Linked DNA regions of Homo sapiens: regions 1, 2 and 3 are each linked to region 4. A link is a loop called in an ENCODE intact Hi-C map of the cell type or tissue named here. Cell type or tissue: dorsolateral prefrontal cortex. All regions are shown on one strand. Links, peaks and the distances in the headings refer to the core of each region. The heading gives the core; the rest is flanking DNA.

What was found. A loop is a pair of places that touch in the nucleus more often than their neighbours do. Peaks named below come from ENCODE experiments on the same cell type or tissue, not always from the same donor. Only the 100,000 strongest peaks of a DNase experiment are listed, where the experiment ranks them.
Region 1: a loop joins it to region 4, with 5 times the contacts of the local background. A loop is called at or near these places in 2 of 110 quality-filtered maps.
Region 2: a loop joins it to region 4, with 6 times the contacts of the local background. A loop is called at or near these places in 3 of 110 quality-filtered maps.
Region 3: a loop joins it to region 4, with 5 times the contacts of the local background. A loop is called at or near these places in 7 of 110 quality-filtered maps.

Annotation. Positions count from the first base shown.
Region 1 is chr2:58,289,341-58,297,602 of GRCh38, reverse strand. It overlaps LINC01795 (long intergenic non-protein coding RNA 1795), which reads right to left. Exons shown (of 3, transcript NR_147010.1): 2 at 3,559-3,914; 3 at 1,055-1,205. Among named protein-coding and RNA genes, the nearest start is that of LINC01795, 18 kb to the right of the region's middle. In dorsolateral prefrontal cortex, for the core only: no CTCF peak of the experiment used is centred there; no DNase peak of the experiment used is centred there; H3K4me3 peaks cover 379 bases; H3K27ac peaks cover 2,101 bases.
Region 2 is chr2:58,133,382-58,141,643 of GRCh38, reverse strand. It overlaps VRK2 (VRK serine/threonine kinase 2), which reads right to left. Exons shown (of 13, transcript NM_006296.7): 10 at 6,445-6,503; 11 at 1,812-1,978. Among named protein-coding and RNA genes, the nearest start is that of VRK2, 91 kb to the right of the region's middle. In dorsolateral prefrontal cortex, for the core only: a CTCF peak has its summit at 3,711; a DNase peak (open chromatin) is centred at 3,597; H3K4me3 peaks cover 596 bases; H3K27ac peaks cover 3,738 bases.
Region 3 is chr2:58,238,603-58,246,583 of GRCh38, reverse strand. FANCL (FA complementation group L) reads left to right here and starts at 5,259. Exons shown (of 14, transcript NM_018062.4): 1 at 5,259-5,366. The coding sequence starts at 5,271. RefSeq lists an enhancer at 4,912-5,071 and a silencer at 5,612-5,661. In dorsolateral prefrontal cortex, for the core only: a CTCF peak has its summit at 5,173; a DNase peak (open chromatin) is centred at 5,203; H3K4me3 peaks cover 2,027 bases; H3K27ac peaks cover 2,044 bases.
Region 4 is chr2:58,424,090-58,432,351 of GRCh38, reverse strand. No RefSeq gene overlaps it. Among named protein-coding and RNA genes, the nearest start is that of LINC01122, 93 kb to the left of the region's middle. In dorsolateral prefrontal cortex, for the core only: no CTCF peak of the experiment used is centred there; DNase peaks (open chromatin) are centred at 3,581, 3,711, 4,041, 4,611 and 1 weaker place; H3K4me3 peaks cover 2,446 bases; H3K27ac peaks cover 4,659 bases.

The sequences.
Region 1 (8,262 bases), core at 2,174-7,173, 140 kb after region 4:
TAGACAGATTAGAACTTTAGTTGTCTAGTTATATTGATAAGCAAAAGAGGTTTTCACAAATTATACTGATTTTGAAAATGGAGACTGGGAAAAAATTCCATCCAAATGATATTTGACCAAACAGAGAATTTAGTTCAGAAGCACATATTTCACTGTAATTATTATATTTGCTTTTTAAAGTTTTAGTTAAATTAGTAAACCCTTCCCCAAAACAAAACATTGAAAAACAGCTTACATCTGACTGAAAAGTATTACTCAGAATAAATAGCACTAACAATACTGTTTTCTGAGTCTACATATGAAATTCAAAGAAAGATTCTTGAGGAGAATGTTTTCCTTTAATTTTCTCCTTTGCTGCAGAAATGCACATGCATTCCCTAAGCATGAAGAGAAAAAAAAATACTCACAATTTCCTGTACTTTCTTTCTTATCATTGAACTTTTGTTTAGCTGAAGGATAAATTTGCTTTCCCCTAGCTACAGACTTTGAACACAGAAGTATGCTTTATAAAGGAGTAGCCACCACATGCAAAGCCAACTGCAACTCCTTGGAAATGTGGATTCTAAAGGACTTATTTTCCACAGCTTAAGCCAAATCACTTCTCTTATTCTGAGATGAGAATATTATGGTCATTTAATTTTTTGAGAATTTCTCACAGTTTTAATCTATTTTTGTAAAATCTTCTATTCAAAGTAATGATATTCCCAATACAAACTGAATAACTCTTCAGGGCATTAGATTATATTTCTTACTTAAAATGGTAAAAATCAGCCTGCAAAAAGGGACATAGTTTTTGTATGTTTTATTTTATAACACCTTGCTCATTGCTTGGTATGGAATAGGCATGCAACAAATACTTAAGCCAATTATGTAGATAAACTGAATTTTCAAGTTTTGTTTTTAAAGAATAATCATAATTTGAATTAAATATACCAACTTTCTGTCTACAATTACATTCTGAAATATACAATGCTAATGTCATAAGAGGTTGTAATAGAATATTTCTTCACAGTGCTTATACGTCAATTGAACATAACATATAAGCTACTGCTATAGGCAGAAGGATCTTAAATGCAAACTCAGATTGCCCCTGAATCTTTGATGTAGAATCCTTGCTTCAGGGTCTTCTTGCAACCATAATGTCCCTTGTCAACCAGACAGCTCTGATTGTTATTCCTTGAGAGAGTTTCCATTTTTTTCATGACCTAAAAAGAAAGAAAGAAAGAAAAAAAAAAAAACACTGACATGAGTTATTGGATGTGAAAATTTAAAGTGATGCCAGTAAGAAATAGAAAGTATTTAATATACCTTTCCTTAATATTATTGTTAATAAATGTATGACTCTATATTTTCCCAACATTTCTTGTTTTATAAGGTTCAGTTTACACATCTCTTATTATTATTACTGTAATAGAATTCCTTTCATATACTAAGATTTAAGGTTTTAGGTTCCCTGATAATTTTCCTAACTAAAATGATGGGCACTGGGCTAATACATCTCATTGGTACATGTGAAATCTAACTTGAAAATTCTGTCTAATTCTATAATGCACTAATACTGATTACCTATCAGATTCCCCCATTCATTCAGAAATAAGAGTTTGTTACCACACATTTTCACTTATAACTGGGAGATAAACAACGGGTACACATGGACATAATGATGGAAATAACAAACACTGGGGACTCCAAGATGGGGGATGGTGAGGGGAGGATGAGAGTTAAAAGTTACCCTCAATATTGACTATGTGGGTGATGGGTACACTAGAAGCCCAAATCTCACAATTACACTCTATATCCATTGAACAAACTTGCACATGTACCCTCTGAATCTAAAAGAAAAATAAACATGAAATTGTGTTTGTGGGTGGGGAGGTGTTATATATCTGCATAATCCTTCCCTACATAATCCTTACATACCCCTTCGTTATATAATCCATAATTTTAGGGAAAGTTGACCCTAATCCCAGTTCTAGGAGAGACCTGTAGATTTGCTTGAAAACTTTTTCTCCCATGAATTGAAGAAGCATGGAATCCCACTGAAGCTGGAAGCATCATCTCACCACAGTGGGAAGCAGTCATGGGGTAGAGCCCTTCCTGGAACCCACAAGAACTAACTAGAGAGGTAGAAAAGCACTCGAGGCAAGCTGAAGTCTCTGGATCAAGTGGCCCTGAAGTTTGCCCTACCCCTTTATTTTCCTTGCTTGAAGAATCAATCCTCTTTCTCAGTTGGACATTCCTGAGTTGAGTTTTCTGTTACTTGCAGCTTTACAGGTGCTAACTGATTCTCTAACTTTTCATTATGTAAATATATTTTCTTTCTTATTTTGTTATTGCCACAAAGGACATAAATCATTTATGGCAAATCCTATGTTTTGTGTTTTTGTGGCAACATAGCTGTGCCCCAAATTCCACTATTTGAATATTTAAACTCCAAATTCATTTTCTCAGTTGAGTTTTCGTTAGTTTTAATATCATAGTCAATATGGAATTACATTTTCAAAAACACCTATTTTAGACCTGACTGCCTCCCAAGTGACTCTGAGCCTGGGGATGTTAAGGTTTCATAAAAGATACAGCCCTGATAGAGAAATCCTCTAATAAGAGCAGAAGGTTTAATCCACACCATGCACACTCTGTGCACAATAAATCCTTTTACTCAAGCAAAGAGTATAAGCAAAGTAACATTATTTGAACATTATCCTTAAAAAATTGATATATATATATAATTCATTAAGGTACATTTAAAAATATACATACATGTCATTAAACAAAGTGGCATTACAAAGAGCCATCTTTAAATCATTCCATTAATCATATCATAAAAACAATATTTGTATTGATAGGAATCAAGGAAACACTTTTCCAAAGAAACTGAGTGGCTATTACATTTTTTATTTTTAAGTTCCTCAATTGACTAATAATTTAGTTTTTTATATTTTTGCTGATAACTTTGCAAGCAACTTTAAGAAGACAGATGAACGTTACAAATGAAATTAACATATGTCTGGCAGCACCGTAATGCACTTAGTATACTTACCATTTGTTTTGATTATTTGGTTAGCATGTTCTTATTTACCCTTACTGTAAGAAACAGGATATGGTTAATCACAGGACTTTTAGCAACAATAAGAAAACACAACCAAAACCTGCTACCTATTTTTTCTGTATCTGTTAACATTACCTCTAAGAACTCTCTTTTTGGTGATGAGGGCTCAATGCTCTTAAAATAGAACAAAGATGAATCACAATGAATAGAATAAATTTACTCCTAGCATTTGCGGTAAAGAAATAAATATAAGACCGACAGGAAAATTTTAGCAAACTGTTTATATATCTATAAACTATTCTGTATTTGTACATATAAAATATCAAGTATTCTGAATAATTTTAAATAGTTTGAAATCAGTCATTCTTTTTCTTGAGATTCATATTCTGGAATGATTACATTAGTTATCAAAGTAGCTAGATAAATAATCCTGAGCAAAAAAAAATGTCATGATTCAACATTCTGGGTGCAGGTTGCCTATGACTGAGGCATGGTGATTCTCCACTTACCAGAGCAAGAAATTCCCAGGAGCACAAGGAACAGAGATATGGTTCAACAAGAGCAGAAGAGAAAAAACAGGGGACCCATTCAGGCAGAGTTGGCTTAGAGATTGTGCCCAGTAAGTTAAACCCTGTGCACTGGATCCCTTCATTACTCCAGAAAGCACTGCAACCAACGAGTCTAATCATGTAGACAGAGGGCAGTTGCCAGAATGCAGAAAGCAACCTTCTCTAGAGTCGAGCAAAAGAAGCTGGTCATCGGAGAGATGTCCATCCTTTATCTTGGGGATGAAGCTTCTGGATACAATCAAGGCAAGATGACACCATCTCCATCAATAGATGAGGATTCAGGGCAGGCTTTCAAGCTAATAATAACACAGGAACTGAAGTTAGGTAATACAAAGAAAAACAGATGAGCCTAATGTCTCAGGAAATCGACCTAAAAAGTGTAACACTTTCTACCAGGAAATTAACACTGCTACTTATAGCATAATGCTGAATGATTTCTCCAAAAACTACAAATTGAAGAATATTTTAGATAATAACTTGATGAAACTGTATTAATAAATGCTATGATACAGGCTTAAGGAAGCAGAAGATGTGAATTGTAGTTATCTTCACACATTGTATTGTAGATGTGTAGTTCTTGTAGTTATCTGCATCCACATATTATAGACTGAACATGGTATACTGAATAGAGCACAAGTCATAGATTGTGCTTTCCAGACTTAGCTTTTGCCAGTAATTGCTTTGCTTTGTGAAAGCTAGAGCCAGTATGAGCCACAATTCCCCCATTTATAAAATGAAAATGAGGAATTCAGTCAGGATGATCTCTAAGATCTCTCAAAAATTCCATGCGTTATACATTGCTGGTAGATTTCCTGAAACAATAGGCATCATCTCTATTTTTAGTTTTCTCACCTATCTTGTAGTCATGTCAATATCCATTATTATATATAAGCTGATTTTCCTAAATCACTTGTCTTTTAAAGATTAGCAGCTCTCTCACTCTTTCCACAGCATCCTAAAGGAAGCTGATCATATCAAACAGTATTGAGTCACTACGGTGATTCTAAACAAGGAGAAACAAAGCATCCAGCAGCGATGTTGGATAAGAAATAGTCTCCAAAAGGATAAAAGTAAGGCTGGCAAAATCATTGTTTTGTACCTGCCTCCAATACATTTGCGAGGGGGTGTTAATGAAAAATGAGAGTGATGTTCCCATCACACATTTTTGGATTACTGTGCAGCAACATCAATTGGAAACCTAATGAAACAGAGACCACCTACAGAGGAGGGATAGTGTGTTCCTCTGTCTTCCTGCATCCAATTTACCAACTGACTCTATGGAACAAGCTGCTGGTTTGTTTGTGGCCTTCATACTGATTGGTCATACATTTAACACTGATAATTGGCAGTGCCAATTTCCACTATCTTTCACAAGTAAAAGAATGTTGTAACGCTTTACAATTGTGTGGTAATTGTAACAGGTAACAGGCACATTTTCTTCTACCCAGGTGATCTTAAAATTCCAGCACTGATATCATCTCATGATGGTGGACTGTTGGAATTAGACTAAGTCCCAGATGAATTGGTCATTCCCCCTATTTCATTGTTTCCATTGACTAACAGAATATGCTATGTATTCATCAAATAGAACTTCTGCCAATCAGGGAAATAGCAACAAGAAACTTGGTAGGTGAATTCCCACAAAACATATCAGGGACTACATAAAGAGCTGATGTTCCAAATGGAAGTGTTCTGTTCTTTGTTTTTGCACCTGTTCAAACTGGCATCTGGTATTAAGCTTGTGACTAGTCAAACATTACTACTTTCTGTCAAGCTGGCTGGGAGAGACAAAAGAAAGAGAATACAGTGTAAAATATTAGTTCATCCTTGTGTGTTATTTTGTGACCGCATTTTCCTTGTCAGCCTCCCTCCCTGTGCTTATCGTCAAATGCAGTTTATTCTTTTTTTTTCTCTCTCAAATTTGACTTCTAGAAGCCATCTGGCATTCATTCTAATTCCCACATTACAGCTCTCCATAAGTCAGTCTGCTGACTGCCTGTCAGGTTATAGGATTAAGTTTAAGATTTTCCTAATTCGTTGTGAGGTTCTTCATGGATTTGATCTATTACATCTTCCTGAGCTTGTCCAGTTGTAGATTTCTGCATGTGATTTATGTCTAACAGGTGTTAGTTTGCTACAGCTTTCTAAATATTGGCTTCCCAATGCAAGGGAGGCTTGGGAAGACACTAGAACCCAAATTGTATTCCTACACAACTGGAGAATGGCCTCCCTGCTGAAATTCAGCGTTGCAGAACTATTTATTAAGCTAAAAAGATTGATGTTTCAATATATGGAAAAGTAAAGAGACTCAAATTCCATCATCAACTCACCAGTTGCACCTATGTATCTGTGGCTCTCAGGATACAGTATATTATTTAACAGGTGGAACAACTAGGTGAGTTTAAAAATACAGATTTACCCCTTGCTATGAATTACTGTGAATTTGAGTGTTGTTTTCTAACGTCTTACTTTAAGCTGAATGCCTTTGTATAATTTTTGTTTTCCTGGTGTAAAGTTAAAATGCCTAATGGAAACCTACTTATTGTTAGGGAGAGAAAAAGAAAGATTTCTTTTAAAGACTGTATCTAGTAAAGCATTTTAAAACTCATTATTATACTTTTGAAAGATGTATATAGCATTGAAGAAAACAGCATAAGGAATAAAGTTTATTTAATAATGAATGTCCACATAAGTCTGACACCATTACAAATGTTTATTTCTTATGCTAAGTACATTTTAATAAAATTTCTAGATTGAGATATGGTGATTTCCATAGTTTTCATGTTGGGCCATTTGTCTTATCTTTGTGTGAATGACATAACACTTATGTTTATTAAACCCATAAAATCTTTAGCCTCATATTGGTCTTTTGTGTGATATATAAAGTGCTCTTTAGTTTTAAGCCACTCTATGCTTCATAGTTATTCCTCACTTTAGCTACAGCAAGAAAATTGTTACATTCATATTATAGATGAATAATCCAAGATACAGGGAGATTAAGGCACTTGCCTGTGGTCACACTGAGAGTTAATCAAAATTAAAATGCACAGCTCTGAGTTCCCAGGCCGCTGCTCAGCCCCTGGAGCAATGCCACTTTGCACTATAAATTGTTCCGATAATTTTAAAAATTTATAATGTGCTCATCAATTTGCATATCTAAGTATGAATTACAAACATTAAAATTGGCTACAACTCCTCTTCAACCAATTACTAACAAGAAGCACCTAAAAGGTCAAAATCATGAAACACCAAAGTAAACAGACATGTGTGCACCTTTTGCTAAATACCAGTCACATAATCCAACATGTATTCATTATATTTTTGACACTAGGAAATAGTTTAAACCTTGGTTTATTCATTGTAGTTGACCTTGAATTATTAAAAGAAACTAAAGTGATATTTTAAAAAATTACTTCCATATGATTCACACATGATATGATCTTTAGATAGCAAATATTAAGGGAGTTACATATAGATGTCAGTATTAAGATATAGTGTAATTTGTCAATTGGAAATTGGCACTATTAAAAGAAAAAAGTCGGTAATATGTATTTAAAAAGCTATTCCGTATTATAAAATGTATTAAGCACTGACTACGTTCTGTTTGGGGAATTTCTTGATTTCTAACAGCATTTCTTGTATGATAAGAAGTTTTCTACAATTTTCTACCTTCAGCTGTTGTTGTTCTCATTCTTTGTCCCATCATGGTTCCATTGTTTGGTTTCTCACAGTCAGCCTTAATGGGGCAATTAACCATACAGCATTGATAAAAATACTAACTCGAGAAAATTGTCAAAAGAACATAGAACATTCAGGATCATTTTTAAAAGGCTAGTGGTCTCACTGAAAACTGTAATTAAAGTATGTGTGATTTTGCTTGTGTGTTTGTTACATAATTCTCCTGGTCTACAGTTAAAGAAAATGTGGGCCCCTACAGTAGACTGCAATGGGAAAGCACTTTTATTCTCTAGTCAGTGATAATAAAGCATAACTCCTTGGGGAGGGACTTTTTCCCTATGGTATTCGCACTACCTTTCTTTTAAATGCTGCTAAGTGTGAAATTAGTGTTGTCCCTGAAAGTGCATAAGATTAATTGTTAGTAATTGAACACAGTTTGGAGGCTAATTATATAAAAATTGATATTAAAAGAATACTACCAGATTGATTGAGTTTTACAGTTTGCATTTAGTTTTCAAATTACATGAGTTGAAAGCCAGTGGTAAGAAACAATAAAAATCCATTCAGAGCTGCTAAAGCAAATTAAGGTTTACTAGTCTTTGAAAGACAAATGAGTCAAATGCTGTAATATAGGGAAATCAGTAAAAATGGTTCTAAAATTAACTACAGAATTAAAATATCAATACCCCTAAGATTGTATGGGTTGACCACATTTTGTGTAGGTGACCTGACTTTCCCTGTGCACCTGACTAGATAAGGTAGAGCAAACCAGGAAACTAGGACCATTCTTTGAAAATATAAGTTATGATGATTTGAAAGAAAGAGGGAAGGAAGGAAGGAAGAAAGGAAGGAAGGAGAGAAAGAAAGAAGGAAAGAAAGAAGGAAAACAAAGAAAGAAAGAAAGAAAGAAAAAAGAAAGAAAGAAAGGAAGAAAGAAAGAGGAAGAAAGAAAGGGAATCGGCTTGA
Region 2 (8,262 bases), core at 1,039-6,038, 290 kb after region 4:
AATACTATAATAAATAAATAAATATTGATCTGCTGCAAAATATATCCCCAAATCATCTTACTGTCTATACATCCAGGCTGATCACATACATTTCTTAACAGAAATTAGCGTAGGTCTTAAAAGCATGTATTATTTTTAAGTGCTTTTTTTACTCATAATCAAAATAATCAAAAGGGATAAAATATTCTTGATGGAGGCTCATTGGAAAAAGTGTTTTATGTTCTATTCTCTACATATAAAAATGGTTTCACAACAAACACCCTTTAATTTGATGAAACTGAAAATTCTGGTGGATAATAATCAGAATTTTATATCAGAGGATATAGCTATCAGTTTTTAAAATGGCTTCTTTTATATTTCAATTAAGTTTATGAAACTGAAAAACTACAAAAAGGGAAAAATCTACTTAAATTAGCATAGATTAAGTGGTGACCATTATTGCAACGAAAATACTACGTCAAGGAAATGGCTCTTTGTTTTGTTGCAAAAGTGATAAAAACACAAAAGTCAATAAAACTGTTAAAACAAGTCTCAGTAATTACCAAGATCAAAATCCAGTGGCTTTTTATTAAACATGAACTCTTGTTCTGCCTTCTGCAATACGTAAATAGTGCTGACAATTGGTTTGTGAGGCACTTGCTACAATAAAATCTAATTGTATCATGAGAGAAAGGTGACAATCAGGAGATCATGAAAAAATTACATATTCTCACTGGTAGTTAATTAGCCATGCAAAACCTCCTCAAACAGATATTCTCTTCTATTAGGAATGATTACTATGCAGGCCTACAGATGTCAATACCACAGTCATTCAAATACTTCTTTTCCTACTAATTGAAGGTTGTAAAGCTCTGGTGCCAAGGTTTTGCTTCCAAAGAGCTAATTTATGACTAGAAGGATATTTTATGTCTTCAGTTGCAGCAACTACAAAATTCAGCAAATCAGAACCATCTGTGCACTGATACTTGACTCACCATTCATCTAGCAGCCTATCAGTCACATTAGTTTGCATCCCGCATTCTTGGCTCATGAACACGTGTGATGATCCAAAGTTCATAAGAAATATTAAAAATGAATAGCATCCTGACCCTATCTTACTGTACATGCATCAGGAAAAAAATGCCCTCCACACTCTATTTGTGCATACGGATAGTGGTCAAGGAAGACATGGATGCTGAGTTGCCTGTCCACTATTCTTGCTAATAACGGCAGTCTAAGATTTCCACCACCCGCTTAAAAATGCTCGAAATCTTAATTTTTTTTTTAAGTTGGTGTTGGTCTTTGGGAAGATGGCAGACTAAAAGAAGAGGTGTAACTTTTAAAAAATGATTTTTTTTAACCTAGATCTCTGGCATAAACTCTTTTATTTTCTGTAAAGAACTGTTTCCATGGATTGAAATATCAGCACATACAAATAACCTGGTTAAATCGAAGACTGTTATCACCAAATTATGGCCAAATTGGTAGGCAAAAACACAGGGCAATATCTAAAGAAAACCTGGAGAAAAGAAGCAAATGATGGCTTTCTCATGAGTAACATCAGATTAGCCTTTACCCTAGTCACATCTCTATGACAGTAGTGACTGCTTTCTTTCATAGTACATAGTAGGCCACAGATCCTATTTTTCTCTGTGAGACAACAGGTCAAAAGAACTTGGAACAAACTTTCTTGGTGCTGAGTTAGGCAAAATGGGAGTTAAATATAAGGAAGAAGAAAGCTGTCAGACTCATTTTGAGACCTAAAACAATTTCATTCGATAGAAAAGTATCATAGAAGGTAATCATAGGATAGCAGGGATTATGTTACTTACTTTTTGACTGTTTGGAGTATGGACATTTATACTCTGTCCTTTTGTGGAAAAGTCCAGTGGTCCTAAAGGTATTCCATGAGGGTTCAAAATTTTCTTGAGGGCTTGATAGTTTGGCTTTTCATCATATGCTAAACTATGAGCACATACCAAAAATTGGGCTATTTCACCTGTGAATTATTAAATTTTTTACATGTCATTCACAATTGGCAAGAATTGTCAAGACTCCAGTAATCTCAAAATCTTTGTTATCTTTGTCTTTTACACATTTACATCTCCTGAAGAAACTAAAAATGAACAATTCAATGAAAATAACTTTTTAAATGATATTCAAAAATGACTGAAATATAGTGACCTACAGAATTGATGAGACAAACTAGTAATGTTTTTAACATATTTTTGTTGATACGCTTATAATTCACTGATCTTATGAGAGGAAGTATATTGTAATAATTATAGTGATTTTGATTTATGAGGTGCAACTATTAAGGACTACATAAATAATACAACTGACCATACTTCACACTTTATGCTGAACTTCTAAAAATTCAGTTAAAGTGTTACTTATTATAAACCTCTTTATTTCTAAGGAAAAAAACTGCAAATTTTAATTAAGGCTTTGATTTTGGGATTATAACCGTATATTTAGAAAGGACCTTGAATTCCATGTTGTTAGCTAAGATTGAATTTAGAATGTATGAAACCTCCCTCATGTCCTCCATACCTAGCTAGCCTGGTACACAGCCTCGTGTTTTTGATTTTAGAGCAGTGGGAGGAGGAGTTGCCATCTTTTATTTTTTCTCTAGTGTAAAGAAATGTTCCCCTAGAACTACATAGTAAACCCCCTTTCCCCAAAAAGGTTAGGAACTACCAACTTTTAAATACAAACAGAATTAGTAACCAACAGTTACAAACATCACTGCATTAAAATATTTGTAGCTTGCATTTCTGTTTCATGTTGAGGTTCAACCTAAAATTGGAATAGAAGTGGTGATAATACCAAATACTATTTAAAAACTGGCATGTTTTCATTTGTTCACAGAGATGTTTAGATATGCCTTTCCCTTTCAAAAATATATTACTGACTCAAACTCAAGTACTTCTTACTTTCTCACTTAGTTGCTTATATCCATGGTGGGAAAACCTGGGAAACTTCATGCGTTGGCAGGAGTGACTTCCTAATCCTTCACTTCCCCTCTAGGCCTACCTCCACTCAAAAGAAAGGAAAACTGCAGAGGCACTGGGTTTCACTCCCTATAGAGAAAAATTTCAAAAGGAATAGTCATCATCGCTTTCCCCCTATTAAAGTTAAGAGTGACCACTTTCACCATATAGTACAGAGCTATTTCCTGGGAACATGAAGCTAACGTGGTTAAAATGTAAACTCTTGGTTCTGGGCTTTTCTTCCTTGACACTGTAGCAATTATGCAACCTGTTTTTTTCATCTATTTTTATCAAATTCTGTTATCTAGCATTCGGTCAACCAGATCTCTGTTAACTAGCAAGTGCTGCTATTTTATCACCATATTTATAACTGATGCTTCATGCAGCCCCTTCACAAGGGCTCGGGGGTATCCAATTTCTAAAGGGATGATTAAAAAATTAAATTACATTCACTACTATTTTAATATAAATATTTTTGTTTTATGGTCCTGTGAAGATTGGTAAGCCAAGTTTGGTACATATTACAATTCCATTAACCAGAATATCCAAAATGAGGAAGAGAGTTGAATGTGCTGGGAACAAATCACTGTTACAAGACAATGGAAAACTCCTGGCACTCCACCAACTGATAGCAGCTGTGCTGCAAAGCCTTCATGGGACTGGGGTTTGGAAAAATGAGGTACCAGTGAGGTAGGAGGGGGAGAAAATAAAAAGAGCCATTTCCATTATAAATTTATTATTACAAACCTGAAGCGTAGATATTGTGATGTAATACTGGTTTAAATGTTAGTCTTTCAAGATCTGGATTTATTAAGTACATTTTAAAATTTACTAGCATATTGCCAGAACTATAAAGCAAAATGCCTTTAGTATGAAATTATGATTTTTTTAATCATCTGCTTTTTAAGCCAGTGAAGTATTAAGTATCATTACTATCAAGAGATAGAAACTTTTGAAACTATTATTATTATGCTTAGTTGGACATGTATGCTGCAAACTTCTGGCTGTTTTATTTCATAAAATGTTTCGGTAATAAACTTTTGTAAATCAGTTCCTTCATTTTCATGGTTGTGTTCTTCCTAAGCACAACCTCCTAATTTAAGAGACCTTCATGTAATATTAAAGTTTCAACACTTTTTGCTTTAGAAACAGAAATCTGCATTTTATAAATAATAGTATGGATTCAATAAAATGGTTTGTGCTAAGAAACAAAAACTGGGCTTGTCTCCCATCTAGATTACTCATCTGACTCAAATCTTTAACAATAGAGTATGACATAATATACACTGCCCACAAGCATTTGTCTTGTACAATTCAGGGCATCTGGGCTTTCTTACCCTAAACTGAACAGTTCCTTTTTCTGCAGGATTGACAAGAAAGGTAAGAGATATATATACAAACACATATATATCATATATATCATATATATGATATATATGTATCATATGATATATATGTATCATATATGAGATATATATGTATCATATATGATATATATGATATATGATATATATAAACACATGATATATATGATATATGATATATACACATATATGATATATGTTATATATATGATATATACACATATATATGTTATATATGATATATGATATATACACATATATATTATATATGATATATATACACATATGAGATATATATAATATATATGATATATACACATATATATGATATATAATATATGATATATATACACATATATGATATATAATATATATGATATATACACATATATGATATATATATGATATATATACACATATATATGATATAATATATGATATATATACACATATATATGATATAATATATATGATATATATACACACATATATGATATATATACACATATATATGATATATATACACATATATATGATATATATATATGTTAATGACATCTTCCCATCTTTCTGTCCAGTTGATTAAAAGATGAACTATACAACTTGGTAAAAGTGCCAATAAGGGCCAGGCGCAGTGGCCCACACCTGTAATCCCAGCACTTTGGGAGGGCAAGGTGGGGGGGATCACGAGGTCAGGAGTTTGAGACCAGGCCTGGCCAATATGGTGAAACCCTGTCTCTACTAAAAATACAAAAAGTAGCTGGGCATCGTGGCACGTGTCTGTAGTCACAGCTACTTGGGAAGCTGAGGCAGAAGAATCGCTTGAACCTAGGAAGGGGAGGTTGCACTGAGCCGAGATCGTGCCACTGCACTCCAGCCTGGGTGACAGAGCGAGACTCTGTCTCAAAAAAAAAAAAAATGCCATTAAGAATATTAGCCATAAAGGAGTACTGCCATTTTGACCAAGTTATTGACAATTATGAAAACAAAAATTTCATCTTGCAACCCATTCCCACAATGAGGATCTCTCCTGTGTGGCTCCCTCAATCCGATGAAAAGTACTAGAGAAAGGGGAAAACAAAAGACTCATGTGGGGATAGGCTTATTGGACTTGCAAATGGAGAGGGGAAGTAGAACTGGCTTATTCTTTCCTTTCCTCCACAAATGAAAATTTTGGTTTCCAGTGAAAGAAAGGCTGTGAATGTAAGTTTAAGATGACTTAACTCTCTAATTCTCAACCAGATGGAAACAGATGCTATTAGACCTTAGCTAGAGAGGTCAGTGTACATATCTACTTTCAGAAGTCAGCTCAAAGCTAACTTTGAGATTGTCCAGTGTAAACAGAAAACAAGATTCACTCTGATTATCTGTCTCTGAAAAAAAGCAAGACTGATAGTGGGCACTGGCTTTTTCGTATAAGACAGTCTAACTCAATTGTTAAATTAGTGTTGAATAACATGTTGTGTATGCACATAAAATGACAGGAATGTGGGTAATTACTAGTTGACGTGCTATTTTATACAATATGTATTGATAACATTGTCAATTAAAAATTCCATTGTATACTAACTTGAAAATATGAAATATACCTCCAAATCCCAAAATCATATGCCTTTGCTAATAAAAATTTTTTTTTGCTGGCAGTTCAGTCAGCATAATTCTGGTCTAAACAGCATTCAGTGTTTACTGATTTGGTTTTTTAAATGACTGATGAAAAGTAGTTTTTCCTTAGGTCAACTTTATCTTCTTTCAACAATATATAGAGGAACAAAACCAGGAAGTCTTAACTCTAGAAATACCAGATACGGTTGACTATTAAGCCTGTGCATGATTCTCAAAATAGAGATCTTAAAAAAAAAAAAAAAAGCACTAAGCAGAACCTAGAATTTTCCACCTCAATATCTTCTTTTGAGGTTTTTTGTGTTCTAATGTTAAAGATGATTTAAACATTGTGTTCTTTAGCAACTTATTTGCAACATGAAGAGTTCCCTCCTTCCCACCCTGATGGGAATAGGAGCAAGTGGGTTAAGCAAAAGCTACCAAACGATAACGACAAATGTGGCAACCTGTAAATCGTAAGAGAAGGTTGAAGTTATTATTTGACTTACAGCAACTGCTTCCAGAAGGAGCCCATTTAAGCACTGACTGGGGGAGCTCGTCCAACAGACTAAAACAAAATAAGGTAATGCACAATGAACATGTTTTCAACCCTGTGATTATTTTGACTAGAAAACAAAACACTCTATGTGTTGGTAGGTCACCAAAATTGTGACTTTCAATGCTTTTTTTTTTGTCACCCAACTATAATGGATAGGAAAGTAAGCAGAAGTAGAGGAGAACCCTCAATGCCCACAAACTAATTTTATATCAATAACCTAGACTAACGTAGGGGCAGAAAGGTGTGATCTCTTTTCTCACCCACCATAAGGGTTGCAGCCAACATTCCTATAACAAAAGACCAGTTAACAGGAGAAAGTATAACAAATTTATTTAATTAAAGTTTTATATGACACGACTTGAGAAATGAAGACCAAAGACCCAAGGAAGTCTATCTTTATGCTTAGGTTTGATGAAGAATAGACAGCTGTGTAGGAATGTGACTGGACAAAAGGGTATGTTCTAATGGTACTGAACTGGGGCGGGGGGATCCAGCAAAGCCTGTCCATATTCTTTTTTTTTTTTTTTTTTTTGAGACGGAGTCTCGCTCTGTCGCCCAGGCCGGACTGCGGACTGCAGTGGCGCAATCTCGGCTCACTGCAAGCTCCGCTTCCCGGGTTCACGCCATTCTCCTGCCTCAGCCTCCCGAGTAGCTGGGACTACAGGCGCCCGCCACCGCGCCCGGCTAATTTTTTGTATTTTTAGTAGAGACGGGGTTTCACCTTGTTAGCCAGGATGGTCTCGATCTCCTGACCTCATGATCCACCCGCCTCGGCCTCCCAAAGTGCTGGGATTACAGGCGTGAGCCACCGCGCCCGGCCCCATATTCTTGATGTATGTAGCATTTATTCCTCCTGGGGATGGGGCAGGACCCCTTTGGAATGAGGGTCTTAAAGGGAGAAGGGAGAGGGTGACCTTCCTAAGTTTAATGCCTTGCTTGGGGTACAGGGGTTCTAGTTTCTATAACCCGCTTTGGGGAAGAGGAATTCTGGTTTCTATGACTCTCTTCTTGGGAGGAGAAGGGATGGGAAACAAGAGGGCAGGAGAAGGTCAGAGTGAGACTTGGCTTCTGAGGTGGCTTCTGGGGCCATCCAGTCTCTTTCAGTTCAAAGGTCTCAGCATGCCAAAGCATCACACTTTGGGGTATTGCTCTCTGGGCCCCAATACTAAACAAGATGGAATTACAGGAATTATAATATAAATGCTTTAACTCAAAGTTTATGTATGCAGAAACACAGAAGTAGTAATATTTACCATGATTTTTTTTCTCAAAAACAACAATAAAAAATTCACGCAAACATTGTATCTAAGTATATATGTGCATTGTTCTCCACTGGGCAATATTTTATGCTGTCCCATGATTAAACAGGTTTGTGGGATGCTCAACTGGTAAGTATAATGCAAATATTCCAAAATCTAAAAATATCTGAAATCTGCAACACTTCTGGTCCCAAGCCTTTCAAGTAAGGAATACACAACCTATAAAAACATTCAACTAAAATTATTTATATGTGTGAGTGAGTCACCACCTCTGGCATAGGCAGAGTAGCAACAATACACACATTGATCCAGCAGCATGCTATGTCAGGAAAATAAAAGGCATAAGGGAGATACAGTGTCTTGGCTGAATATACAATCACACCCTTATGGGGAATTTCAGTGTCATACCTTCTCAGCAAGTTGAATAAATTATGATTATGTATTATGTACTATAATAAGTTTGAAAATGTCTATGGTTTATCTGAATTATAAACTTCATAATATGATAT
Region 3 (7,981 bases), core at 2,982-7,981, 190 kb after region 4:
AATAACTTTCAATTATAGCTGCACAATAAAATCAGATATGAGAATTTGGGTTTACTAAGTCTAGGTTAATGGTGTTAGCTTGTATCAGATTTGCCCAATTAAAACATAAATTTTTGTTTTGTTTTGTTTTTTATTTTTATTTTGAGACAGAGTCTCACTCTGTCACCCAGGCGGGAGTGCAGTGGTGTGATCTCAGCTCCCTGCAACTTCCGCCTCCCGGGTTCAAGCAATTCTTGTGCCTCAGCCTTCTGAGTAGCTGGAATTACAGGAGTGCACCACCATGCCTGGCCAATTTTTGTATTTTTAGTAGAGATGGGGTTTCACCATGTTGGCCAGGCTGGTCTCGAACTCCTGACCTCAAGTGATCTGCCTGCCTTGGCCTCCCAAAGTGCTGGGATTATAGGGATGAGCTACTGCGCCTGGCCCATGAATTTGGTACACACATACTTGTTAAAACAGATTGTTGAATCCTTCTTCCCGAAATGAGAGATCCAGTAGATCAGAGTTGGTGTGTTCTTTTAAGGTGATGCCGATGCTGCTGGTCCAGAGATCATACTTTTGAGAACCTTTCAGCATCACCTAGGCACCTATGTATTAAAATATTTTAAAATGATTTTGATGGTTTAGGGACAGTATTAGAAACTTTTATTGAGAATGAGTAAGATTAAATCTGTTTCCTCTCATTCCCTTTGATCTATTAGCTCGAGTTTCCAGAGTAAAAGTGAGGGATTTGTGCATCTTCTTTCCTCTTTGGATGTTGGAAATCCTTTTCTCAGGGATGGAATTGCTTTCCTTTTGGTATCTTAGGGCAAGTGGGATTGACTAGCCTCAAGCAGAATTTCAAAATAAACATAGAGTCATTTTTCCCTTTGATTTCTCTTGCTGCATGCTTCCTCCTCCTCTTAACAACTACTCTTCTCTAATCCTATGTACTTATTATTCTCTTTTTTCTCCTAACCTCTACAACTGTGGCCTTCTCAAGCTTGCACCCCCTGTAAATAGGTCTCTTCTATTCTGCCACTGTCAACTGCAACATTTATTTCCTGAGTTGTAATTTTTGTTAGATGCTAGTAATCTGAGGACATTTCTCCCAGTGGCTTATTAAAAAGTACAAAAGAGCTGTTAATCTCTCTAATCAGTGGCTTTCACTGGGTGTGGGGATGGTGTTTCTTGGGAAGAGGGTCTTCGTGCTTTGCTAAGAAGAGGGTTGTTTAATAATCTGGATTCTTCTATACTTTTAAACGGCCCGTTTACATTCTTATCCTTTCTTTAGATGATGACCCCATAAATATTCTTCTGATTCCAGCCCAATCTTTGTAACCCATCAACTCTTTTAGCAGACTTAACCCTTAAATGGTCTTTTGTTTACCTGTAGTTGGGTTGTGGGTACCATTGCTCCTCAAGTCTACAGCCCAGAGTGAAGCAGAAATTGTTATTCTGTACCTGCAATGGATCTAGACTCATTATTGGTAAAACCTACCTACCAAGGGAGTGTGCTCCAAAAGAGTTGGGGTAGGGTTATAGGAGCCAGGTTGTCTTCTCCATATATCACCCTACCAGACTTTGGTCACATAATTAAGTCTTTGTAGTTTATTTCTTATGGATATGGTCTTTTCAAGGCTGAAAAATTATTCACTACATCGCAATTTATAAACTGCTGTTTAGTGCATGGATAGAAAAACAGGCAAGAGCAAACTGATCTTTCAAATTAATAAATGCTTTTGCGTGATCAAATCCAAAGGCCTCTCTATAATTCTCAGTTTTTTCAACCTTTAGGTAGCATTTTACACTCCTGATCATGCCTTAATCTTGACTATCTGCTGTCTTTTCCATTCTATGACACAGTGCCACAGAGAATAGGATATTATTGGCTTGCTTTTCCAGTTTTTTTGAAAACTCTTTTAAATGGCTATTCTTCCTTCACTTTCCCCTAATTTTCATTTTCCCTTTATTTTCACATTTCGCAAGTCTCTTCCTTCATCTTTCTTCTCAGCAGACTCAAACAATCTCTCCTTTATTAATCTTATTAATGTTAATGGCAGGCATCCTATCTTCTTCCATTACTGGTGGGAACTGGGAGAAGAAACTCTTGGGACATGGCTAAACATTTGGGCTATAAAATAAGGATAACAGATGCTAATTGGAATGGTATAAGCATTTTAAATTTTAATTTTTAATTTTAAGACTAATAATTCTCCTTTAAAAAATTAAAATATAAAAGATAAAAGTCTCCATGGGCCATTATCTCCATTCTTTGTTCCCATCTCCCTCCCCTAAAGTAACCATTGCTAGTAATACAGAGCAACTTTACTTATATATTTGAATATAAATGTTATAATAGTAAGCATACCATTCTGGAATTTGTGCTTTTTATTTGTCAAAATGTTTGGATATTTTTCTGTGTTAGAATATAAAGTTCTTCCTCAGGCAATAGCATTTAAATAGTAGTAATTTTTGTGGCAAAGTATATAAATGAAATCCTGCCTAGGATACCTGGTGGAACTTGAACTTTAATGAGGATCTTTGTGCAGTTTGTCAGAGTGATTCCAAAATTGAAATCATGCTGATGGTGGTAGAAGTAGTTCCTTGGCTTTCTGATCTTTAAACATATTGAGCATTTTTGTTTTTTTTTTTTTTGGATTTTGGGGTGGCTGACTTCAACTGGGCTATATATAAATGGTTCCAGCACAACCACGTATGAATTGATGATGGTAGTGAGTATCCAACTTTCAGTCTTGAACACCTAAGGATAATAGTCGAGTAATTGAATTAAAAAGTTTTTATATGGTATCTTACCTTGTTCCTTGGTCATTGGATTTCTTCAATTATAGATTTTATTGATAAGGAATGCTCATTTACAAGTTCAACTATCATAACAGTGACTTGGATGTCTTTTCTTTAAAATCTAAGATGATAAATTAGCAATAAACGTGCTGGAAATCTTTAAGTCTAGTTACCTAATTATGGGGATTCCGAATCAAGGAGCCAACTGCTTTTGGCAAGTGGTCACACTGTCCAGTGTATCAATAGTAAAGGTGAATGTGATGTAAGGTCACAGCCAAAAGACTGTGTTCCAGGAAGTGACTCCTCACCAGACACCAAATCTTGTCCTTGCGTCTTGATTTTGGACTTCTCAGCCTCCATAACTAAGAAATAATTAATTTCTGCGGATTACCTATCCAGTTTATGGTATTCTGCTATAACAACCCAAATTAAGATATTTAGTAAATAATTTATTAGCACCTACGATGCAGCAGGAAATATGCTAAATGATTAGGGAGAGCAATAATTTTCAGAAGATTAAAAAAGCTTTCCAAAAAGACATAGCACTTGAGAAGAACTTTAAAGAAAGGGTAGAAGTTCCATGGGGGAAAGTGTGGTGGTGGGGAAGTTTAACATACTGGATACAATAAAGATCTTAATTCACAGATAAATTATAAAGTGCTTGAAGTAAGGGACTATATGTTCTCTTAATCTTTGTGTTGATCCCACTTTTGCACAGCCTCTACTTTATTCTTATAGGAAAACATGTAGCATGGCCGTCCTTAATTACCGAGTTGCAAAATAAAGCAGGTGTTATGTCCTGCCCCTGCAGAGATCCTCAAACCTTAGCATGCATCAGAATCACCTGGAGAGCTTGTTAAAACGCAGACTGCTGAGCCCTATTGCCAGTGTTTGGGATTCCCGAGGTTTGAAATAGGGGCCTGTAGGGAATGAGAAACATCTTTCTTTCCTGTTGCTAGATTCCTGTTTGAGTCCCTTATAAGAAAAGACAGATTAATAAGAGAAAAGCGTGCAAATTTATTTAAGTTTTATGTGGCATGGGAGCCTTCAGAGATGAAGCCCAAAGAAACAGGAAAACCTGTGCATTTTTAGAAGGAACAGTGGACAGTTGTGGGGAAGTACGGTTGGACAAAGCATGGTCTAATGGTAATAAACTGGGGTAAGTTGTCAAAGGTCTTTTTGTTCAGATTCTTTTCTATGTCTCCGTTTCTTTAGAGATAAGGATATTTCTTTCCTGTGGGTATAGGAAGAGCACCTCTGGATTGAGGATCCAATGACCCGCCTCAGGGAAGAAGGATGGGAGAAGGTCAGAGAGTGATCTTAGGTTTTGTTGTTTTCTCAAATGTCAAGGGGCCATATTTTGGGGTAGCATATCCTGAACCCCATCAGCGGTGAAAACTTGTATTTCTACATAGTTCCCAGGTGATGCTGTTGCTAGGTTCTAGGATCACGTTTTGAGAACCACTGCTTTAATGTAATTTATATCTAACCACTGCTCCAGCATTCTTTTCTGTAAGCATCCAGAATGCTGTGACAAATTCTTGTCAAACTTTAAGAATCTTCAGGATGTCAAATTCTGTCTTGAGGTCAATAAAGATGGGTAGGGGACGAAATAATCTTTGCTCAACCTTTGGCACATTACAATGATGTTTTTCAAATAGTAGGGCTCAAACGTGATGCATTGGAAAATTGGAAAATTGGAAAATCAAATAATCATATGGTAAATATTTTAGTAGGTTTCTTATTTAATCAACTCTTAATAAGATGGGATGGATAACATTCCTGAGTTAGAAAAACATATTGCAAGCGCTGTCAGAGGAAAATTAAGTTCAAGTCCATCAGCAATCTTTACTCATGTTTTGCTTTATATATTTGTGAGTGCCGTACACAGAACTGAGTCCAGTGTTGACTTGAGTCTAATCAATACACATATACGTATACATGTGTGTGCCTCAAATATATCTGATTGAACTTAGTAAGCCACAGAACTGTAATATATATGATATAATCAATGTGTTATACATTATATTACAATAATTATACACAAAATAATACATTATTCTGTATGTTAAGGGAGAGAGGACAACAGCAAAGAAGACAGAGTGCTACAACGTCCAGGCTGTAAAAGTCATTTTATTCTGGAGGAAATGCAACACCAAAGTTGTAACAGTCTTTCAATAAAGTAAAACAGAATCATCGAAAGGGCTCCTGGGACAATTGAGGCTAGAATGATCTTGGTCAGTCAGTCCTGTGGACTTGAGGGCAATCTTCCCTCCCACTACCGGTTGGGGAGCCCTGATGTCGCCTCCCGCAGAGCGCCACTTGGCCTGGCCTGCGCTTCACCTTCATTTCCGCCCGCGGAATCCTCCAGGATCTTCCCGCCAAGGCTGGGGTTTCCGCTCCGCGGCGTCCGAGCGCCAGCGGACTGCGCATGTGCAGGACCCAGCAGGTCTAGAGCTTTTCTGTGTTTCTCCGGACTTCGAGCCATGGCGGTGACGGAAGCGAGCCTGTTGCGCCAGTGCCCCCTGCTTCTGCCCCAGAACCGGTCGAAAACCGTGTATGAGGGATTCATCTCGGCTCAGGTACCCGCCCAGTGGTTGCTTTCTAGCTAAGAGAGCCTCTTGCAGCGTAGCTGCGCGGAGAAGTCTGTGACGGGCTAGGAGGTTAGGGGCCCAGACTTGTGGGGATTGAGAGGGGCGGCGCGTAACGGCTCTTGGGAGACTAAAGGTTTGAGAAGCGCCGCTGTCGCCGCCACCCCGGTGGTCGCCGCGCTGGATGGGGAGCGAGGAGGCGCGCGGCGTGGAGCGGGGCTGGGGCCACGCCTCCTCTCTCCCTAGCCCTTCCCCGAGTTTGGCTTCCTTCTTCGTTCAGTGTCCCGCAATTGACTGTTTTTTAATTTTTTTTTTGTAAATTTTGCCTTAACTCGATTTTAACACCCTCCACCTCCACGGATGTTGATGAGTTCACTCGGGAATCTGGGCTAATTATTTTCGTGTTTCCTGTAGAAAGAACATTTGGGAAGAAAACCTTATTTTGGCCCTTTGCCAAGTCGTATGTACCTGTACACCCACAGTTACAATATCTTCTAGGAGAAGCATGACAGCAATGGAATTAATTAACTTTGCTGATTCCAGTGGCCTCTCATATGGAGTTTATTACACATACTAACACATGTGTAGGGTTTTGAAGTTTACAAAGCGCTTTCCAGGTAAATAGTTCACTTAATCCTCAGCCCTTTGAGGCAGAAATTTTTAAAAGAATCATCATTCCCATTTTCTAGTTGAAGAAATCAAGGTATGGGAAACCGGAGACGTTATTTGCTGATGATCACATCAGAATCCCTTAAACGCAGGCTGTGTGATTTCAGTCCTGGATTTTTTTCTCTTTACATTGCACCAGGATACCTTAGGTTAGGAGTGTAGACTTTTCCTTTCTGACCATTACACTCAACCTTGTGCCCACTTCCCCACCATCACGCATAGTCTTTGAGTATATGTGGAATTACCATATGACCATCACAGAAAGTAGAGGTTAAAAATTCATTATTCCATATGGAAAAAAGTTAATCCACCTTTCCCTCTCCAATTAGAAGTATTCTTCTTGAATTACCTAGCTGAAAATATGATTCTCTTGTAGACAACATTTAGAAAAGTTGAAAAATTTTAAGTTACTTTTTTTTTTTTTTTTTTACAGGAAGCATGTTATACCTAATTTTAGGCAAAATACTGTTATGTATGTCTATATCTGCTAAGGCCTTTTAGGAAACAAGTACACCCATTAGAATTGAGATTAGATGAAAGTTTCTTTTATGACCATTGCTATAGCTAGAATTCCAATTTGTACCTGCCTTAGCAGTTTATTTAAATCTTAAACATTTTACGTGTCTAAAAATATTTTGTATATATTTTAAATTTACAGAAAAGTAGCAAGGATATACAGTACAAGTAATTCCAGTATACCCTTTACCTAGATTCACCAGTTTACATTTTCTCCATTTTACTGATCATTGTTAAGTATATGTATGTGGGTGGGTGTGTATACACATTATTTTCCTGAACCATTTGAGGTCAAATCAGGCGTAGTTCCCCTTTATCCCTAAATACTTGAGCATACATTTCATAAGAACGAGGACACACTCATACATAACCACAGTACAGTGATTAAAATCAGGATATTTAATGATATACTATTATCTAAGATAGAGTCCATATTTCAAATTTTGTTTATGATACAGTTGTATGTTTTATACCCCCATCCCCTACCATCTGTTGTTAAGATCCCACATTACATTTAGTTGTCATGTCTAACCTGGAACAATTCTCAGTCTGTTTGTGTTTTTTATAAGCTAGACATTTTTAAAGAGTACAGATTGGCTGTTAGGTAGAATGTATCTCAATTTGGGTTTGGATGATATTTCCTCACTATTAAATTCAGCTAATGCATTTTTGGCAGGGATACTACAGAAAGATTGTTTTGTCCTTCTCAAGGCTTGTGAGGTTACCTGGTTGGTTCCATTATTAATGATGTTAACTTTGATCACCTGGTTAAGGTATCATCTGTCAGAGTCTCCTTTTGTAATTAATAAGTACTTTTGGGGAGGTACTCTGAGGCATCAAACTTTCACACACATTCTCTGGTTTTAGCGTCCATTGACTTTTGCTTGAGTCGACTATTACTATCACGGTTGCCAAATGATGATTTTCTAACTCTTGTCATTTCTATATTTATGAAGTGGCAATTCATTATAAGGAGTAGCATTGCCTGCTTTCTCATTTATTTAATTATATTAGAATGGATGCATGGACTTTTAAAAAAATTACTTGATTATAATCATTATTTATTTTGATCCTCGAATTGTCCCAGATTTGGCCAGTGAGCAGGTTTTATGTATGTAAGTTTTTAAGGCTTTGCATTTCCTCTCATCAGTGTTTTAAAAGTATCCTATAGATGCTGACATGTAGCCTTATAACCACCATTTTTAGAAGCTATATGATGTCAATTTACTATGCACCTTAATAGGTTGTAAAAATTTTCTCGTGGAAGGTCCTTTTTGGTTTTTAATTTTGTTGCTGATTTCTAATTTTTCTTGTATTGTAATTAGACAGTATTGTTTATAAAAAAGTCTCCATGGAACTTACTGGTACTTTTTCCTGTGACCTAATATGTAATCAGTTTTAGGTGTTGTCTCTATTATCAG
Region 4 (8,262 bases), core at 1,627-6,626:
TGTTTCAGAAAGGGGTCTGCTGACAGCACATCCTCTAACTCTAAAGATAACGACACCAGATGCACCACCACCCTTAAAAGGAAAAAAACTTCCCCTAAATACCAAGATAATTTGTAGAAAGGCTACATGGTTACAAAAGCAGTTTGGCAGGGCTTAAGGAAATGAAATAAGGGAGGAAGCAAGTGCAAAGGACATTGAATTTCAAGTAATAATGGGCTCAAACACTTTAAAACCAAAAATAATCTGTGTACCCTAGAGCTTGGAGACTTGTACTCAGCAGATCACAATTCTGCAGCCATGTGTCCCTGAACGACTAAAGAAGATGATTCAAGGGGATTACCTGTTGGTACAGGCTTTTAATGCCAACAATGTGGCTAATTTTGAAGGCAGGTGCCTTCCTCGGCTTTTATTTGCTGTAAAGTTTTTAATGTACTTAACACTTTTAAAATTTAGTTTCTACTAAGATACTATTTTCTCTGAGACTGGCCTTGTGAACAGAGGATTTGCCAACTACAGTACCTTTCAAGAATGTCATCCTGAGATATTCAAATTTAATATTATCTATCATAGCTTTCTCACCATCTTCTTCTTCTTTACCCTCCCACAATCTTGCCCTCCGATCTACACCCTCAGTCAATGCCCATGGTAAGGTTATCAATGACCTCCTCTTTGACAAATTCAGTGGCCTCTCATGATTTGGGGGACCATTCCTTTGTTATTGATACTATCAGGCTTCCTCAACACCCTTCTTCATCTTGATTTCAGAGGCAGAAAAATATCCCAATTCTCCTTATATTTTTCTGTAGACTAATGGGTTTCATTACATTTTGTTTTTGCTTGAGTTTCAATAAATGTTTGCCAAGTAATAGATCCAAAAACCCCTACCAGAAATTGTTACTTTGGGGCCTAGCTGACACAAGAACAGATTGAGTTTGGAATGAAGTTCCATGTGGAACGACCTATGCAACTCTTATCTATTACATGGTTGGGAGTATAAATCTTGCGAGCTTAAGCAGTTTTCCCAGCATTATTGACATACTGATTACCAAATGGTGAGACTACAGAGTACTTACTGATGATACCCAGACTACCAGGACTGCAACTACCTTGAAACTTCAGGAAAACCAGGAAAGAAGAAATGCTTCATGGATGTAATAATGCAGTCTAGAGATTGATTTCTAGCTTAAACTGATCACAGATATCTGCCTCACTGGAGCCTACAATTTACACTTAACTAGTAGACAAGGTCTAGACTTAGGCATTGACTATTTCTACACAGCAATTTCCAGAAACCAGCATTGGAGGTTTAAATATCATACATTAAATTTGTCTGTCATTCAAATGCACACACAAGAGTAAGAAAGGATGCTAGCTACCAATGAGAAAGATGTAGATTCAAATTTCTTAATATGTATATATATAATAAGTATTTTTACATTTGGAGATGGTGTTTCTAACGATATATGTGTGTATATTGCAAAATTCTTCCATCCCATATTTTGCATCCCAAATTCATATATATAGTATTAAATTTTCTTTTCTCTATAGAAGGACTTATTTAACCTCCTCAGTTTAAAGAAAAACAGTAAGGCCATAATGAATATTGATTAACCTTGGGAACCAAAAAGTAAACATAAAAACAATTTCTTACTCTAAGATCAGGCTTAACAATGTGCTAATAGCCCATAATGAAGATGGCAGCCATGAGTTAATCAACACATTAAGTTGGGATCAGAAGTGTCAACTCAAGTGCAGTCTACTAATTTACTGACCCTTAATGGGTCAGCAAGATCTATAACCCATAGGCTGATCTTTCTACTTCTGTTAAAGTCATTGTGGAAGGCAATTCACTTTCTTCCATGATTATGATCTCTGAACTGATATGGACAAGGAGTCAACATAAAATCCATTTATGAGAATGTGCTTGGGGTTACTGAGTAATGCGATCTCAAGCTAACTGGTGAGTTAAGTGTCTGGGTAGAAGCTCTTTATGAAACCACCAGCTTTGTGTTTCTCATGTCCACAAAACTGAAAATACACATGTGCAATCTTCACTGAAAGCTTCTAACTCCACTAAGTCCTGAGTTCTTGAGTTAGCTAAGACTCGCTACCCACTCTCATTTCTATTCTGCTCTCTGAAGATAAACCTTACTTTTTAAAATGTCAATGGGTCAAAAAGAACTGAGTAGTGGGATGGTAAGGTGATGGGCTATACCTGCCAAATAGTAATTGTGAAATAAGTTTTGCTTTACTAAACATGTAGTGAGCTGGATAGAAAGTTGCTTTGGTGATTAAGCAAAAAATAGACATAATTTGGTGTAATCTAACAAATGAGAACCAACCACCTAGTGTTTGCCACCTTCAAGGGGAAGAAGAGAAATAGTACGTGCATATCTTATTCCAGATGGGCCTTCCACAGGGTATAATAAAAATTATGAATCAAGAATTCGCTTGAATCCTTTTTTGTATAGAAGATATGATTGCTATGATAATGCAAAAAAGATTGTTTTTAATGCCAGCATTTTCTTTCTCAGGTAATACAGCAATTCACTGTACGATTTACAATGGTGCATTAGCAACCCAGCAGCAGTGTGATGTCAGAGCCTCAAAAAGACGTATGCAAGAGAAGCAACTGGGCCTGGTTCTGCTGCCCTGGCCCCCAGTCAAGGCTGCTTAAATGTCACCAACTCCAGTCCTGCTCTGTTCCACAGCTAGTCCTGGCTGTGATTTTCTCCCAAATAGGACACAGATATTAACTAAGGTTCTGGAAAGAGGAAGCAAAAGAAAGAGAAAAAGCAAACTACTGAATGCACTAAACATTTTTTTAAAGTTTTATTGAAAGGAAAATAGAGGTTAACTTGAAGGACCTAAGAATTTGTTTTTCTCTGTACAAAGCAAATATGTCAGTTGCATGCCGATGATGCTGGAAGCATTCCGCAAAGGAAACCATCTTTTCTGGGAATACAGAAAGCCCCCTCTGTTGTTGGTGACATTGCCCTCCCTTTTTCCCCCTATTTGTTGCCTTTGTTTTCCTCCCCTGTCATTACCTAACCTCCTAGTACTGCTGTGCCAACCGCAGCACAAAGACACTCGTCTAAAAAGCCTCTGTAGGAGAAAGAGTTCCACCCTACGGAAAAAAAGTGAACCCTCGGGCCACAAAGATGAGGAAAGAGTCAATCTTTGGAAAAGCTCTCACAGACGTGGGTGGCTTTGGCAAGGTCAGCCTTTGGAAGGCGACCTCTTGAGCAGGTTCTCAACCCTAAGGCCGGTCTGAGAAAAGCAATGAGGGGAGTAGAAAAGAACGGGGAGAAGAGAGGGAGAAAAGGGTCGGGGAATGGAGGGTAGGATAAAGAGAGGGTACAGGTAGGGGACAGCGAAGGCGGCGGCCCCTCCTGGGATTACATCTTTCGGTAACCACCCCCGCCCTCCGCACTGGCACTTCGCGCGGGGTCACTGCCCGGCCCCACCTCCCGGGCTGAGTGGCGCGCTCCGCCTGGGTCCCGGAGGCGGTGGCGCAAGGCGAGCGCGCACCGGGGCCGTCCGCTGGGCTGGCCCAGGCGGGGAGGTCCTGACCCCAAGAGGCAACAAACGAGTGGAGGGGCACTGCTCTCCACACTGCTCTGCCGCCCCCACCCCAACTCTCCCCACCCCTTCCCCCTGGCTGCAGCAGCAGCAGCAGCAGCAGCAGCAGCAAACGAACAGAGCCACAGCGTCACCGAAATCCAAGCGGAGCCCAGCTGCGCCGGGGGCAAGAGGAGGGGGCTGGGGCGATCCGGTGGGGGAGGGGGCAGGGGATGGTGGGGGTGCTCCGGGGCCGCCGGGGGCGGGGAGGCAGCGGGGGTGGCGCGCGCGGCGGCCGCCCCGGGCCCGCGGCCGGCGTCACTTACCCGGCCAGGGCGCGGGAGCAGCTCGGCCGACTCCTCGGAGCCCGCGGCGGCTCGGGGCCGGCGGTCGGCGCAGCCCGGGCGCTGCCAAATGTAAACAATCCGCCATGATTTCTTTGTTTAGCTAATTGAACCTGCCGCCGTCTCGAGTCCCAGGCGCTCCCTCTCCCTTCTCTCCCCTTCCCCCCTCGCGCTCTCTTTTATTTATTTATTTGTCTCTCCCCCCACCCCGCCCTTAGTCTTTCCCTCTCTTTAGTCTTAGTAGCTGCTTTTAATGGAAGTCGAGGCAGTTGGGTAGTTGGTGCAGGGAGTGCGGTGGTGGTTTTTATAAATACAGGTAAAATAATACCCAAATTTCAGGCTGAGGTGCAGTTTCTGGAAGAGGAGGAGGGTGTTCCTCTCCTTCCCTCCCTCTTTCCCCCTCCCCCGTTTATTAGAGTATCCTCGGTGGAAAGTGCCAGAAAAATGTGCTGCATCTCTGAGTCACCTTTTCTTCCCGCCGAACTCTAGCACCCAAGTTCGCTGGCGGATTTTGGACTCTGCCAAAGTGCTGAGTTCGTCGTTTACTTTGAAAGCCTGAAATATAACTGATGTCCAACTGCAGGAAGGCGCACGGAATCGCCGCCACCATCCCGGGGGCGAATCACCGCCCTGCAGCCGGCTCCTCAGGGGAGTGACCTCTTGGTGTCAACTAAACTCCTTTAGGGAAATACCCGGTTTTTCCACGCGCGCGTGCGCGCATACGCGCACACACACGATCCAAACTAGCACCAACACAGTGGAAAGCTCCCAGAGGAGCCCAACTGTTCAGCCTCACATTTGCATAAATTATTGGTCCCAATAAAATTGTTGCAGAAATATTGGGGAAGGAGTAGACGCTGAGCCTCGAGTTTCAAACTTTCAGGAAATATTTAGGTCCTGGTGGAAAGAAGGGCTCAGCATTCCTTCATCTGGGTTTCTGTGGGTAGAAATGCATTTGATCACCAGTTTTGACTATGGTTAATGCAGGCATCATTTAAATCCTGTTCTAGGTGAATTTATGAAGAGTTTCAGGGTAATCCGTGGCAGAAAATTTTAGGGTTATGGCTTCATTTATTTAAAAAACTACTCCCCCAGTCTCACTTTTATTTATAACCACCATGTTGATGACACCAAAAATGATTCAATATTTTAATTAATAAGGAGGTTTGAAAGTCATCTACATCTTGCAGTAAAACTGCCTTTTAAGTTATCATCGGGATTAATCTCATTAAAAGAAGTTATTTCCTTAGCTATGCTTATTTCTCTGTGGGGAGAGCACTGTTGAATGGAGTAATGTCACCCTTAGAAGTTTGGACGAACCATTTATGCGTCACATAATGTATTGATCGTATGGGTAAAAGGGTCATCTGATCCAATCAAGAGAACTGAACTAATGAGTATTTACACTAAGCCCAGTCACTGTGGTCGTCTTACCCACTGGGTCAATTAATAAATAGATGTACAAACATTCTGATTAAATATAAAAGAAAGGAATTGTATTGCCAAGCAATCAAAATGACCCCAATCAAATCACCTATTTACACTTAGGTCTAGTCCATTCCCTCATGCAAGTTTAACAGAGGTTATTATCATATTATTTTCCACACTTTTGATTTTTTTTTTTTTTTTTTTTTGGAAACAGATTTTCGCTCTTGTTGCCCAGGCTGGAGTGCAATGGCGTGATCTCGGCTCACCGCAACCTCCGCCTCCCAGGTTCAAGCGATTCTCCTGCCTCAGCCTCCCAAGTAGCTGGGATTACAGGCATTTGCCACTACGCCGGCTAATTTTGTATTTTTAGTAGAGACGGGGTTTCTCCATGTTGGTCAGACTCGTCTCAAACTCCCCACCTCAGGTGATCCGCCCACCTTGGCCTTCCAAAGTGTTGGGATTACAGGCGGGAGCCACCACGCCCAGCCTCTTTTTTTATATCATGCCAAGTTTTACATGTTTCCCCAAATTCTAGCTTATATCTCACCTTGCAAAACCCACCTTGATATGTACCTTCTCCCAGTGATTGGACCTTATTACTTCTCTTGGCATCAGATATGAAACTAATGAGCTTCACAAATGATGATCAAGGCCCTTGAATAGGGGGGACTGATACGCCAATACGTGGAAGGATTTTTTTTTTTGCACAAAATTTAGGTTTAAGAACCTATAATTTCACTTTTAAAAATTAATTTCTTTAAATACCTGCCCTGTTTGTTTAGAATTATTGTCCATATTCACATTTTTTCTTTTTCTTTGTTCAGCTTTTAAGTCCAGGAGTACATGTGCAGGATAACGTTAACTTTTTCTAATACATTGAATGTTGCATGTTTACACCATTCCCCTGTCCATTGTCAGGTTTATTTCATGTGTCACTTGCCATGAACTGAAATTTGTTTGGAAATTAGAGGGTGAGGGGCAAGTAGAACTTCTCTGGAGCCTATTCCAGATTCTTATATGTCTCTTTAACAGGCAAGATCACATTATATTAATAGATTTGCACATGTGTAATCACATACATACAAAATGTAATCACATTCCGACACTCCTTGAAAATACATTAAAAAATGGAAATTCATACATAGCTACATTTCATTTGTAGGCTGACACATTGATGGCTCCCAATCAATCACACTGTTTTGCATGAATACTGTCTTTTAGTCCCCTTCCACATGGACCATGGGTTTGCCATGTAAATTGCTGTGGCTACCAGAAGTTCCATAAGCACTTGCACACTGGGGTTAGTCCTTTTGGAATGCTCCCTTTTGGAATCTAGCTGCTGTGCTTTAAAGAACCCTGCTAGAGAGACAGAGACCATCTAGAGGAAAAGAATCAATGTACCCTAGCCCAGCCACCAGCTGAGTGCAGATGCATGAGTGATCCCAGCCAACACTACATGGAACAGAATAGTGAATTCATGGGAACATGACAATAAATCATTGTTTCAAACACTAAATTGGGGATGGTCTGTTATACAACAGTAGATCACTGATACAGCTTTCTCCTGTTAAAAGATTAGCGACATAGTCAGATGACTGCTGGAGGTAAGAATTTAGCAAAAAGACATAAGGATGGAGAAAGAGAAATTCTAGAAAACTGCCTAATAGAGCTTCCCAGAACTAGAACTTCCCTTTGTCACTTCTTAGAGCTCAATGTCACCATTACTTCAATGATGTAATAGCCATTCTGGGGACTGTCTTTATGTCATCACTTTAGAATGAACAATCTTTGAGTCTCTAAAGCAAGGAGGTGAACAGACACAGGCTCTGGAGTTCAGTTCTCCTGCCTTCAAGTCCCAGCTCTGTCCCCAAGTAACAATGCAGAATGAATGAACAGGAGTTCTTTCCCAATTATTGGGACTTCTAGAAATTAGGCATATTTTAAAATACACATTTTCTTCAGGAAATTGTTCAAGTGAGACCACGAATGAGAATGAATGACTAACACATGGAAATTTTGCGTTCAGACACAAACTCAATATATAAAAGTGGTTACCTGGTTACCTAGAAGTCATCTCCCTGTGCTCAAAAGCCCTTGGATTTGAATTAGGCACCAAAGGACCTGGGTCCTCTAACATTTAATTTGGCTCTGTATTTGCAGCCGATACACACACATACACACACACACACACACACATCAATTATCTCCATTACAAGTGGGAGTGAGACAAGAGAGTCCAATGTCTCAACTAGTAAAGGACACAGTTTGCTAAACTTCAGAACTCCAATAATGTTTTGTTTTTAAAAGAATTCTCTCAGACCCCCGTATGCTCAAAAGTTTTATACAACCGTGAAACAGTATTCACACATTTACAAGTTAAAGTTAATCAAATATATAAAGCCAAGAGCTAAATTACCCACATTAATTTAATGTGATATTATTATTATTTGGGGGGGTGGATGGAGTCTCGCTCTGTCACTAAGTGTCTGGAGTGCAGTCGCATGATCTCGGCTCACTGCAACCTCTGCCTCCCAGGTTCAAGTGATTCTCCTGCCTCAGCCTCCTGAGTAGTTGGGATTACAGGCACATGCCACTACGCCCGGCTAATTTTTGTATTTTTAGTAGAGACAGGGTTTCGCCATGTTTGCCTGGCTGGTTTTGAACTCCTGACCTTAGGTGATCCACCCGCCTCAGCCTCCCAAAGTGCTGGGATTACAGGCATGAACCACCGTGCCTGTCTAATGTGATATTATTTTGCCAATACTTAGCTGCCTCTAGCCTCATGAAGATGGTGCTGGCCATTACTAACAATCCTATACTTCTGTGCTGTTGTACAATGAGCTGATCACTTTCTCTATTCAAAGTTATGTGAAAGCTTCCTTAGCACAGTGCTCCCCTACCTCATTTGGCCGCCACTTGGGATGCATTA